Linked DNA regions of Homo sapiens: region 1 is linked to region 2. A link is a contact called in ENCODE Hi-C data. All regions are on one chromosome and are shown on one strand. Each heading gives the region's core, a stretch centred on a gene start or an enhancer-like site at or near the end of the contact. The rest is flanking DNA. Distances are from core to core; before and after follow the strand shown. Region 1 holds the start of NCR1 (natural cytotoxicity triggering receptor 1). Region 2 holds the start of KIR2DL4 (killer cell immunoglobulin like receptor, two Ig domains and long cytoplasmic tail 4).

Region 1 (5,694 bases), core at 238-2,737, 100 kb after region 2:
TAGTTGGGACTACAGGCATGTGCCACCACACCCGGCTAATTTTGAATTTTTAGTAGAGACAGGGTTTCTGCATGTTGGTCAGGCTGGTCTCGAACTCCCGACCTAAGGTGATCCACCTGCCTCAGCCTCCCAAAGTGCTGGGATGACAGGCCTGAGCCACCGTGTCTGGCCAGTATTTGGTTTTCTGTTTCTGTGTTAACTCGCTTAGGATAATGGCCTCTAGCTGCATCCATGTTGCTGCAAAGGACATAATCTTGTGATTTTTCAAGGCTGTATAGCGTTCTGTGGTGTATACATATCACATTGTCTTTATCCAGTCCACCTCTGATGGGACCTGGGTGGATTCCATGTCTTCACTATTGTGAATCCTGCTGCAATGAACATACAAGTGCATGTGTCTTTTTGGTAGAATGATTTATTTTCCTTTGGCTATATACCCAGCGATGGGATTGCTGGGCTGAATGGTAACTCTGTTTGTAGTTCTCTGAAATATCTCCAAACCAAACTGCTTTCCACAGTGGCTGAACTAATTTACACCCACCAACAGTGTATAAGTGTCCCCTTTGCTCCACAATCTCACCAGCATCTGTTAATTTCTGGCTTTTCAGTAATGGCCATTCTGACTGGTGTGAGATGGTATTGTTGAGGGATAATTTAGGAATCAGAGAGACCGAGGGGTTGAGGAGGATTTATTATTATTATTATTATTTAGGTGCACCGGCCCCAGTCAGATTAACATCCAAAAAGACTGAGGCTCGAACAGAGAGTCCGGTTACCTTTTAAGCATTTTGTGGGGTTGGGGGAGATCTGTGCAGGGGGAAGCATATTACAGAAGCAAGAAACAAAGGCAGTTATTCAATTGAGACATGCATCACATTATTCCTTACTTTTCAAGAAAAATATGTTTTACGACTTGAGGTTATCCTGTCTAGTGACCTTGCAGCCGCACGGCAAGAGAAACAGGGTCTTCACAATGCCTGGGAAAGGGAGAGATAAGGCTCACTAGCCACAGACAGAAAAACAGGCAGTTCATGTTTAAAGGACTCCACCTCTTTCTCTTCCTCGGGGGGAACTGGGTTTTCTTAAATACAACTGAGTTTTTGTTTACACATTCTGTAATTTCTTTTAATTCCTGTTCCAGTATCTCACTGTGAAACTCCCTATGTTTTTATACGATTCTCAGGGGGTTTCCTCTGGGCATGATTGGGCACAACTTCCCACAGTCAGCTCTGGGTACGACCTCCACATTGCAGAATTGAGAAGTTGACCCAGAAATGCATTTTGGGCTGAGCAGACAATTGTCAGAGTTGCTGGCTAGACCACAGATGTGTCAGAGGGACCACGGCCTTTCTGTAAGCTCATGGTCAGAGGCGGAGGGGAGTTGTGAACGTTCTGATGAAAGCAGTCAACGTGAAAGCGCTCTGGTGATGGGCGCTGGTGCTCACCCACCACTTCCTGTGTATCTATCTCCCTGGCCCGCCCGGCTCAGTCCCCACTGCTCAGCACTAGGCCGGCAGAATCTGAGCGATGTCTTCCACACTCCCTGCCCTGCTCTGCGTCGGTGAGTTCTGGCGTGGAAGGGGAATGGGATCACGGTGTGCCTGGGAGGCAACAGGTCTCATTACTCCCGTCTTCCAGGGCTGTGTCTGAGTCAGAGGATCAGCGCCCAGCAGCGTGAGTCCTTCCTTCAAAGCCCAGGGTCACTCTTCCGGATTCAGGCCAAGCTCCTTCCACCCAAGCACGGCTGGGGTGAGGGGACAGGGTGCTGGCTTCCCAGGAGAGCTTGGGGCCAGCAGCTGGGTGGAGCCTAAGGTTGGGGGGAGGGGGCTCCGCTGGAACTCCAGCCTCTGATTCCCTTCCAGAGACTCTCCCAAAACCGTTCATCTGGGCCGAGCCCCATTTCATGGTTCCAAAGGAAAAGCAAGTGACCATCTGTTGCCAGGGAAATTATGGGGCTGTTGAATACCAGCTGCACTTTGAAGGAAGCCTTTTTGCCGTGGACAGACCAAAACCCCCTGAGCGGATTAACAAAGTCCAATTCTACATCCCGGACATGAACTCCCGCATGGCAGGGCAATACAGCTGCATCTATCGGGTTGGGGAGCTCTGGTCAGAGCCCAGCAACTTGCTGGATCTGGTGGTAACAGGTAACTGTCCGGTTCTCTAACTGGAGAGTGATCTCAGTCTGCATCCGGGATGCAGCATCATCTATGAACTCTTCCAAGCCCCACTCAGACACTGCTTGTCTCGGTAGGAGGCTGGAAGGAGGGGTGATCCCCATCACAATCCTTGCCTACAAGGGGTTGTCTGCAGACCGTGTCTCTACGTCCTAGGAGCAGATGTGTCCTCAGTCAGTTTCTCCATGACACAGATTCTGAGATAGATATTTGTATGCAGGGGTATGACTGAGGAATGTCCTCAAAAACAATGCCTGTGGGCCAGGCGCAGTGGCTTACACTTTGCTTCCCTCACCCATCACAGGTGGTGGGTTTTTTTTTTTTTTATCTGTTTTGAGACGGAGTTTCGCTCTTGTCACCCAGGCTGGAGTGCAGTGGTGCAATCTCCAGTCACTGCAACCTCCACCTCCTGGGTTCAAGTGATTCTCCAGCCTCAGCTTCCCAAGTAGCTGGGATCACAGGCACCCACCACTACGCCACATTTTGTATTTTTAGTAGAGATGGGGTTTCACCATGTTGGCCAGGGTGGTGTCGAACTCCTGACCTCAGATGATCCGCCCGCCTCACCCTCCCAAAGTGCTGGGATTACAGGTGTGAGCCATCACACCCAGCCAGGTGGTGGTTTTCTAAAAAAAAAAAAAAATTAGCTTTTTTTTTTTTTTAACAATATGGTTGTTTATTATTATTATCAAGTATTATACATAGTTACATATACATACATAATTGTATGTGCTATACAATTAGGTTTGTTTATACCAGCAACACCAAAAACACATGAGCAATACTTTGTGCTAGGAAGGCTATGATGTCATCAGGCAATAGGAATTTTTCAGTTTCATTATAATCTTATGGGACCACCATCATATATGTGGTACATTGTTGGCCAAAATGTCATTATGCAGCTCACAACAGTATTTCATGTCCATTCAAATATCTTCTTTTGTGAAATGTCTATTTAAATCTTTTGCCTATTTTTAAATTGGGTTGCTTATATTTTGATTGATTAGGAAAAGTTATTTCTATATTCTGTGTCATATACTTGTGTTGAAATATATATATTTTTTGTCTGTGCCTTTTCATTTGCTCAGGGTCTTTGGACCTTGTTTGGAGGTTCTGGCAGGGGAACACAGCTACTCATTTATTCTTTTTTTTTTAATTTTTTTAGTATTTATTGATCATTCTTGGGTGTTTCTCGGAGAGGGGGATTTGGCAGGGTCATAGGACAATAGTGGAGAGAAGGTCAGCAGATAAACATGTGAACAAAGGTCTCTGGCTTTCCTAGGCAGAGGTCCCTGCGGCCTTCCGCAGTGTTTGTGTCCCTGGGTACTTGAGATTAGGGAGTGGTGATGACTCTTAAGGAGCATGCTGCCTTCAAGCATCTGTTTAACAAAGCACATCTTGCACCGCCCTTAATCCATTTAACCCTGAGTGGACACAGCACATGTTTCAGAGAGCACGGGGTTGGGGGTAAGGTCATAGATTAACAGCATCCCAAAGCAGAAGAATTTGTCTTAGTACAGAACAAAATGGAGTCTCCTATGTCTACTTCTTTCTACACAGACACAGTAACAATCTGATCTCTCTTTCTTTTCCCCACATTTCCCCTTTTTCTATTCGACAAAACCGCCATCGTCATCATGGCCCGTTCTCAATGAGCTGTTGGGTACACCTCCCAGACGGGGTGGCGGCCGGGCAGAGGGGCTCCTCACTTCCCAGACGGGGCGGCCGGGCAGAGGCGCCCCCCCACCTCCCAGACGGGGCAGTGGCCGGGCGGGGGCTGCCCCCCAACCTCCCGGACGGGGCGGCTGGCCGGGGCTTTTTTTTTTTTTTTTGAGACAGTCTCGCTGCAGTGCAGTGGTACAATCTCAGCTCACTGCAACCTCTGCCTCAGCCTCAATTCTCCTGCCTCAGCCTCCCAAGTAGTTGAGATTACAGGCATGTGCCACCACACCCGGCTAATTTTTGCATTTTTAGTAGAGACGGGGTTTCACCATGTTGACCAGGCTGGTCTCAAACTCCTGACCCAGGAGGTCGAGGCTTCAGTAAGCAAAGATAGTGCCACGGCGCTCCAGCCTGGGAAACAGAGCAAGACCCTGTATCATTTTTAAAAATGGTTTTAGACGGTAAATCTTCTATTGTGTGTATTTGACCAAAATAATAATTAAAAAAAAAAAAAAAAGCTGGCTGCCAGGCATGGTGGCAGGCCCCTGTAGTCCCAGCTACTTGGGAGGGTGAGGCAGGAGAAACGCTTGAACCCGGGAGGCGGAGGTTGCAGTGAGCCAAGATCGTGTCACTGCACTCCAGCCTGGGCGACAGAGAGAGACTCCATCTCTAAAGAAAGAAAAAAAAAAATAGCTGGCTGCTCATCACTGAGTTTCTGGTGTGGTGGCCCCACCTTCTCTCATAGAAATGTATGACACACCCACCCTCTCGGTTCATCCTGGACCCGAAGTGATCTCGGGAGAGAAGGTGACCTTCTACTGCCGTCTAGACACTGCAACAAGCATGTTCTTACTGCTCAAGGAGGGAAGATCCAGCCACGTACAGCGCGGATACGGGAAGGTCCAGGCGGAGTTCCCCCTGGGCCCTGTGACCACAGCCCACAGAGGGACATACCGATGTTTTGGCTCCTATAACAACCATGCCTGGTCTTTCCCCAGTGAGCCAGTGAAGCTCCTGGTCACAGGTGAGGAAATGCTCAATTCCCCACACCCTTCGCCGCCATGTGCTACCTGGAGCCCTGAGGGATCCCCAGAGAGTGATGGGGAGGGTGTCCAAGGGACGTCCACTTCCTGGGTGCCTGGTTGGTCATGTGAGGAAGAACACCAGAAGCAGGAAGGAGGAGGGAACAGAGAAAGGAATGGTAAGGCGGGTGGATCACAAGGTCAGGAGTTCGAGACCAGCCTGGCCAAGACGGTGAAACCCCGTCTCTACTAAAAATACAGAAATTAGCCAGACGCAGTGGCGGACACCTGTAGTCCCAGCTACTCAGGAGGCTGAGGCAGGAGAATCGCTTGAACCCGGGAGGCGGGGGTTGTAGTGAACCGAGATCATACCACCGCACTGCAACCTGGGCGACAGAGCAAGACTCCATCTCAAAAAAAAAAAAAAAAAAAAAAGAATGGCAAGACCGGAGGAAACCAAAAACCCTTACTTTTTTTTCTTTATCTCCTTTTCCAGGCGACATTGAGAACACCAGCCTTGCACCTGAAGACCCCACCTTTCCTGGTGAGTAACTGGTCCTTCTAAGCTCAGACGAGCGATCAGAGCCTCCCAGTGACACTAAAAACGTGGCATTCATTCAAAATATTCATCGAGGCCAGGCGTGGTGGCTCACGCCTGTAATCCCAGCACTTTGGGAGGCCGAGATGGTGCATCATTTGAGGTCAGGAGTTTGAGACCAGCCTGGCCAACATGGCGAAACCCTGTCTCTACTAAAAATACAAAACTTAGGCTGGGCATCATGGCTCACACCTGTAATCCCAACACTTCGGGAGGCCAAGGTGGTTGGATCACA
Region 2 (5,317 bases), core at 695-3,194:
TTCCACAATGTGTACCTATATGAAAACATCATGATGGACACCACAAATACCCTTTTCCTCATTAATTAAATTTGTTTTGGTTTTTTTTTTGAGATGCAGTTTCACTGTTGTTGCCCAAGCTGAGGTGCAATGGCGTGATCTCCGCTCACTGCAACCTCTGCCTCCCAGGTTCAAGCGGTTCTCCTGACTCAGCCTCCCAAGCAGCTGGGACTACAGTTGCGTACCACCCCGTCCGGCTATATTTGTGTTTCTAGTAGAGACAGGGTTTCGCCATGTTGGCCAGGCTGGTCTCGAACTCCAGACCTCAGGTGATCCACCCGCTTCGCCCTCCCAAAGTGCTAGATTTCAGGCTGAGACACCACACCCAGCCTGTACATTGACTTTCTGCCCTTAAACTGTGCTGAAGTTTGTTTCTCAGATGTAGGAGCCTTTGGGCAGAGACTATGGGGTTTCTAGGTATAGAAATTATCTCATCTTCAAACAGAGGTAATTTGACTACCTCTCTCTGCTACTCTCTTCTTACTTGGATGCCTTATAATTCTTTCTCTTTCCTGATGGCTCTGTCTAGGACTTCAAGTACTATGTTGAATAGGATGGTGAGAGTGGGCATTCTTGTCTTGTTTCACTTATGAAGGGAACTTCTTCCAGCTTTTACTCATTCAGTATGATGTTGGTTGTGGGTTTGTCACAGGCGGCTCTTATTATATTGAGTTATGTTTCTTCAATGCTTAGCTTGTTGAGGGCTTTTAACATGAAGAAATGCTTAGTAAAAAGTATGTTCTACATGTGTGTTGAGAAGATCATGTGGTTTTTGTTTTTAGTTTTGTTTAGGTGATGAATCACATGTATTGATTGTGTATGTTCAACCAACCTTGCACCCTAAGAATAAAGTTGACTTGATCATGGTGGATTCACTTTTTGATATGCTGCGGGATTCAGTTCTTAGTATTTTTTGTGGATTTTTGCCTCTATGTTCATCAGGAATATTGGCATGTAGTTTTCTTTTGTTTAATGTTCTTTTCTGTCTTTAGTATCAGGGTGATGCCAGCCTTATAGAATGAGTAAAGGCCACCCTGGGCAAACAGTGAGACCCATCCCTTTTTAAAAATTATGAGTTTTACAAATTTAAAATGCATAGTGAAAAAGTTCTTACAAACTCCAGAAAGATAGGTGTAAATAAGAGACATTTGTAAGAATGACAGCACATTAAATGTGTAGATTTCAACCTTCAGTTATTGCAATATTCCAGTATCAAGTTGGAGGATGTTATCAGTCTGATATTTTTTCCTCAAATGAGAGAGAGAAAGAAAGACACACAAACAACACAGGGAGAAAAAAAGCACACGTTACAGAGAGACAAAAAGGGAGACAGGGAACTGTGAATTTGGACTCTTGTGTCATAAGACAAATTCTAGATAACACGACCAGACCTTCAATTGACATATTGTGTTTTTGCTAATAAGGTGGAATTCTATGATGCGAAATAACTATATAGTCTTTTCTACTGGGATTTAAATCATTTTATCTGTTTCTGGCTTAACAGGAAAAATACAACCATGGAAAATTATGATGATTTATTTAATACGATTGCTCTATAGTGTTAATAAAACCTATTAGGTATTTTGCATATTACATATCAAGGAGAGTTTGAATCTCAGGTAGAAACAAAAAAAAATACATCAAATTTCCTCATGTGAGTGCAGAATTCAATCGTCCCGTGCAGGGGTAAGTGAGTCTGAGATGTGTTTTGAGCCTGGCCGTTGCGCATGATGTGAAGTGACAAGTCTAGTCTGCAGTTTTCAGAAACCCTCATTCCTCCCTTGACTGATTCACCACTTGAACCTCATATGACGTAGAAGAAGCCTACCTATGTCCCCTTCACATGTTGTGGTCAATGTGTCAACTGCACGATCCGGGCCCCTCACCACATCCTCTGCACCGGTCAGTCGAGCCGAGTCACTGCGTCCTGGCAGCAGAAGCTGCACCATGTCCATGTCACCCACGGTCATCATCCTGGCATGTCTTGGTGAGTCCTGGAAGGGAAGGAGCACCAGGGTTACACTATGGGCCTGCAGATTGGGTGTCTCCCCAGCAGAGAGCCATGTTCTGAAGCAAGTGAGTGGTGAGGATGAGTTAATTTTCAGTCCAGCGTGGCGCCCAGTGGCTCAGGAGGAAAGGGTAGGTTGCTGCCGAGATGAATAGTTCATCATGATCTTTCTTTGCAGGGTTCTTCTTGGACCAGAGTGTGTGGGCACACGTGGGTGAGTCCTTCCCCAAATGATGGGTTGCCATCTTCACCCCAATACAAGTGAATTTTCCAGAAATGGGAGGGAGGCAGCACAGAGGGTGGGCTGATGGGCTGACCATGGGAAGGCCTGGGGGGAGTCTCTCATGAACTAGTAAGAGGAGATCCTGGGAGTCTCTCATGAACTAGTAAGAGGAGATCCTGGGAGTCTCTCATGAACTAGTAAGAGGAGATCCTGGTATGCTCAGCCCTCTGTTTTGTCTTAGCCCTCCCCAGCCTTTCTTCCCCATGGCTGAGTTGAGCTCTGTGTGGCCCAGGCGGGATACTGAGGTGCTCAAAGCTGGGGTGTGTGGGGGGATGTGGTGTCACCGACAGAGGAGGGAAGGGTAGCAGTGTTAGGAACAGCAGGTCCTCTGAGGACAAGAGGGTAACTCACACCCTCCAGCGTTTCCATGACGGTAGGGGCTGCAGTGTGGCTGCTGTCATTCTGCCAGAAGAGGTGGGGGAACCACAGCCACGACCCTGCCATTCCAAATCCTCTGATGGAGCTCAGTTGTTTATTGTGGTTCAGGCATTAGCTAATATTCCATTCACAAAGGTCATACCCTCCACCCCATGTCTACTTTGTGTTCTTTGGTGTAACTAATCTTGCAGTATTAAAATCTAGTAAGAGTCCCTTACTCAGCACCTGCTCAGTTCTCAACTGACACTTTTGTTGTAGGGAGACGCCACGTCTATGCGGGATGGGTCCTTCCTGTAGCCCCAGGCACCCAGGTGTGGTAGGAGCCTTAGAAAGAAGAAATGGGGAGAATCTTCTGAGCACAGGGAGGGAGGGGCAGCTCAACATACTCCTCTCTGAGGCGGCATCTCCTTCTCCCCAAGGTGGTCAGGACAAGCCCTTCTGCTCTGCCTGGCCCAGCGCTGTGGTGCCTCAAGGAGGACACGTGACTCTTCGGTGTCACTATCGTCGTGGGTTTAACATCTTCACGCTGTACAAGAAAGATGGGGTCCCTGTCCCTGAGCTCTACAACAGAATATTCTGGAACAGTTTCCTCATTAGCCCTGTGACCCCAGCACACGCAGGGACCTACAGATGTCGAGGTTTTCACCCGCACTCCCCCACTGAGTGGTCGGCACCCAGCAACCCCCTGGTGATCATGGTCACAGGTCAGAGGGCTCCTGTCTGGGCTTCTCCTTGTCCCACCTCCTGAGTCCCAGAGCTTCTGGTGGGGGTGTCCACCAGAGTCCGATCATCCAGGCCCCAACTATATTTGGGGTAAAGGGGGATTGAATACAGGGGAATGGGTGCTGTGTTGGAAAGAATAACTGTCCCCATCGATGGCCACATTGTAATCCTTGGAGCCTGTGACTATGTTATAGGGCAGGGGACTGAAGGGGAAGATGGAGCTCAGGTTGTTGATGAGTTGACCTTGAGATGGGGAGATGGCCTGGACTCTCCCACTGGGCTCAGTGTAATCACAAGGGTCCATATGAGTGGAGAAGGAAGAGGAGAATGGGGATTAGAGCAGCATCGTGGGATACTCCACCAGCCACTGTGGGCTTTGAAGGTGGAGGAAGACCACGAGCCACGAAGGGGCTGGAGAAATCAATGGAACTGATTCTCCCGAGTCTCCAGAGGGAATGCAGCCCTGCAGATGCCTTGATTGTAGCCCAGGAAGAACAGGGTCTGATTTCTGTCTCCAGAAGTGGAAGGGGTCAGTGTGTTCTCTCCTGCCGCCATGTTTGTGATAATTTTCTCCAGCAACAACAGGAAACCAACACAGGAACCCAGGTGAAGGACAAGTTAAAAAACCAAACAAGAAGGTTGGCTACCCTGAGATCAGCAAGGGTGCACTGCTGATGCCACCACCAGGCTGGAACCACATAGGGAGGGATCGACAGGAAGAGTTGGGGGTGGAGGGTGAGAGAGAGAGAGAGAGCACTAGGCCATAGAGCAGGGCAGTGAGTTCTCAGCTCAGGTGGGAGGGGAGCTGTGACAAGGAAGAACCTCCCTGAGGAAACTGCCTCTTCTCCTTCCAGGTCTATATGAGAAACCTTCGCTTACAGCCCGGCCGGGCCCCACGGTTCGCGCAGGAGAGAACGTGACCTTGTCCTGCAGCTCCCAGAGCTCCTTTGACATCTACCATCTATCCAGGGAGGGGGAAGCCCATGAACTTAGGCTCCCTGCAGTGCCCAGCATCAATGGAACATTCCAGGCCGACTTCCCTCTGGGTCCTGCCACCCACGGAGAGACCTACAGATGCTTCGGCTCTTTCCATGGATCTCCCTACGAGTGGTCAGACCCGAGTGACCCACTGCCTGTTTCTGTCACAGGTGAGGAAAGCCAATGTCTGTCCCATGTCCTATGGTCCTAGAGCCTTAGCTGAGGAGCTTCCTGCTGATGATGGAGAGAAGCATGGACAGATGTGGAGAGAAGATGCAGCATGGTGTGAGGGTGGGATCAGGGCACAGGATGGCAGACAGGGCACCTCCAAACCCTCCTGCATGGCCTGCATGGAAGCTTGCAGTAAGGGCTCCGGGTACCCAGGCAGATGGAGAAAGTGGTCAGGACAGACCCAGAGGAGGGAGACTGGGCTCAGTTTGGGGAGATCAGAGGTTCCCTCAGCCCCTCAACCTTACCCATTTCCCAGAAGCCCACCCTGGCCTCTCACCTACACAGAGATGTCATCACCAGCAACCCCTACACTTTTTCTTTTCCTTTGAAAAAATGCTGATTGAGGTTAAATATACCTATATAATTTATCAACTTTACCATTTTTAAGTGTAAAATCTAGGGATCATAAATACCTTTATATGCTGTGTGCGGTGGCTCATGCCTGTAATCTCAGCATTTTGAGACGCCAAGGCAGGTGGATCATTTAAAATCAGGGGCTGGAGACCAGCCTGGCCAACATGGGGGAACCAATCTTTACTAAAAAGACAAAAAAAATAAAATTAGCCAGGCATGGTGCCAGGCGCCTATAATCCCAGCAACTTGGGAGGCTGAGGCGGGAGAGTGGCTTAAACCCAGGAGGAGGAGGTTGCAGTGAGCTGAGATCATGCCACTGCACT

The links. Hi-C counts contacts between places; a loop is a spot of excess contacts on that map. Pooled maps may share reads with other maps.
Region 1: a map of natural killer cell shows a loop between it and region 2 (4-fold over the local background). The contact joins the promoter of NCR1 here to the promoter of KIR2DL4 in region 2. A Hi-C loop is called at or near these places in 1 of 168 maps with a recorded cell type or tissue (natural killer cell) and 1 of 50 pooled maps.

Annotation. Positions count from the first base shown.
Region 1 is chr19:54,904,661-54,910,354 of GRCh38, forward strand. NCR1 (natural cytotoxicity triggering receptor 1) reads left to right here and starts at 1,488. Exons shown (of 7, transcript NM_004829.7): 1 at 1,488-1,561; 2 at 1,639-1,674; 3 at 1,863-2,147; 4 at 4,585-4,863; 5 at 5,358-5,405. The coding sequence starts at 1,528.
Region 2 is chr19:54,801,666-54,806,982 of GRCh38, forward strand. KIR2DL4 (killer cell immunoglobulin like receptor, two Ig domains and long cytoplasmic tail 4) reads left to right here and starts at 1,945. Exons shown (of 7, transcript NM_001080770.2): 1 at 1,945-2,026; 2 at 2,226-2,261; 3 at 3,128-3,412; 4 at 4,286-4,579. The coding sequence starts at 1,987.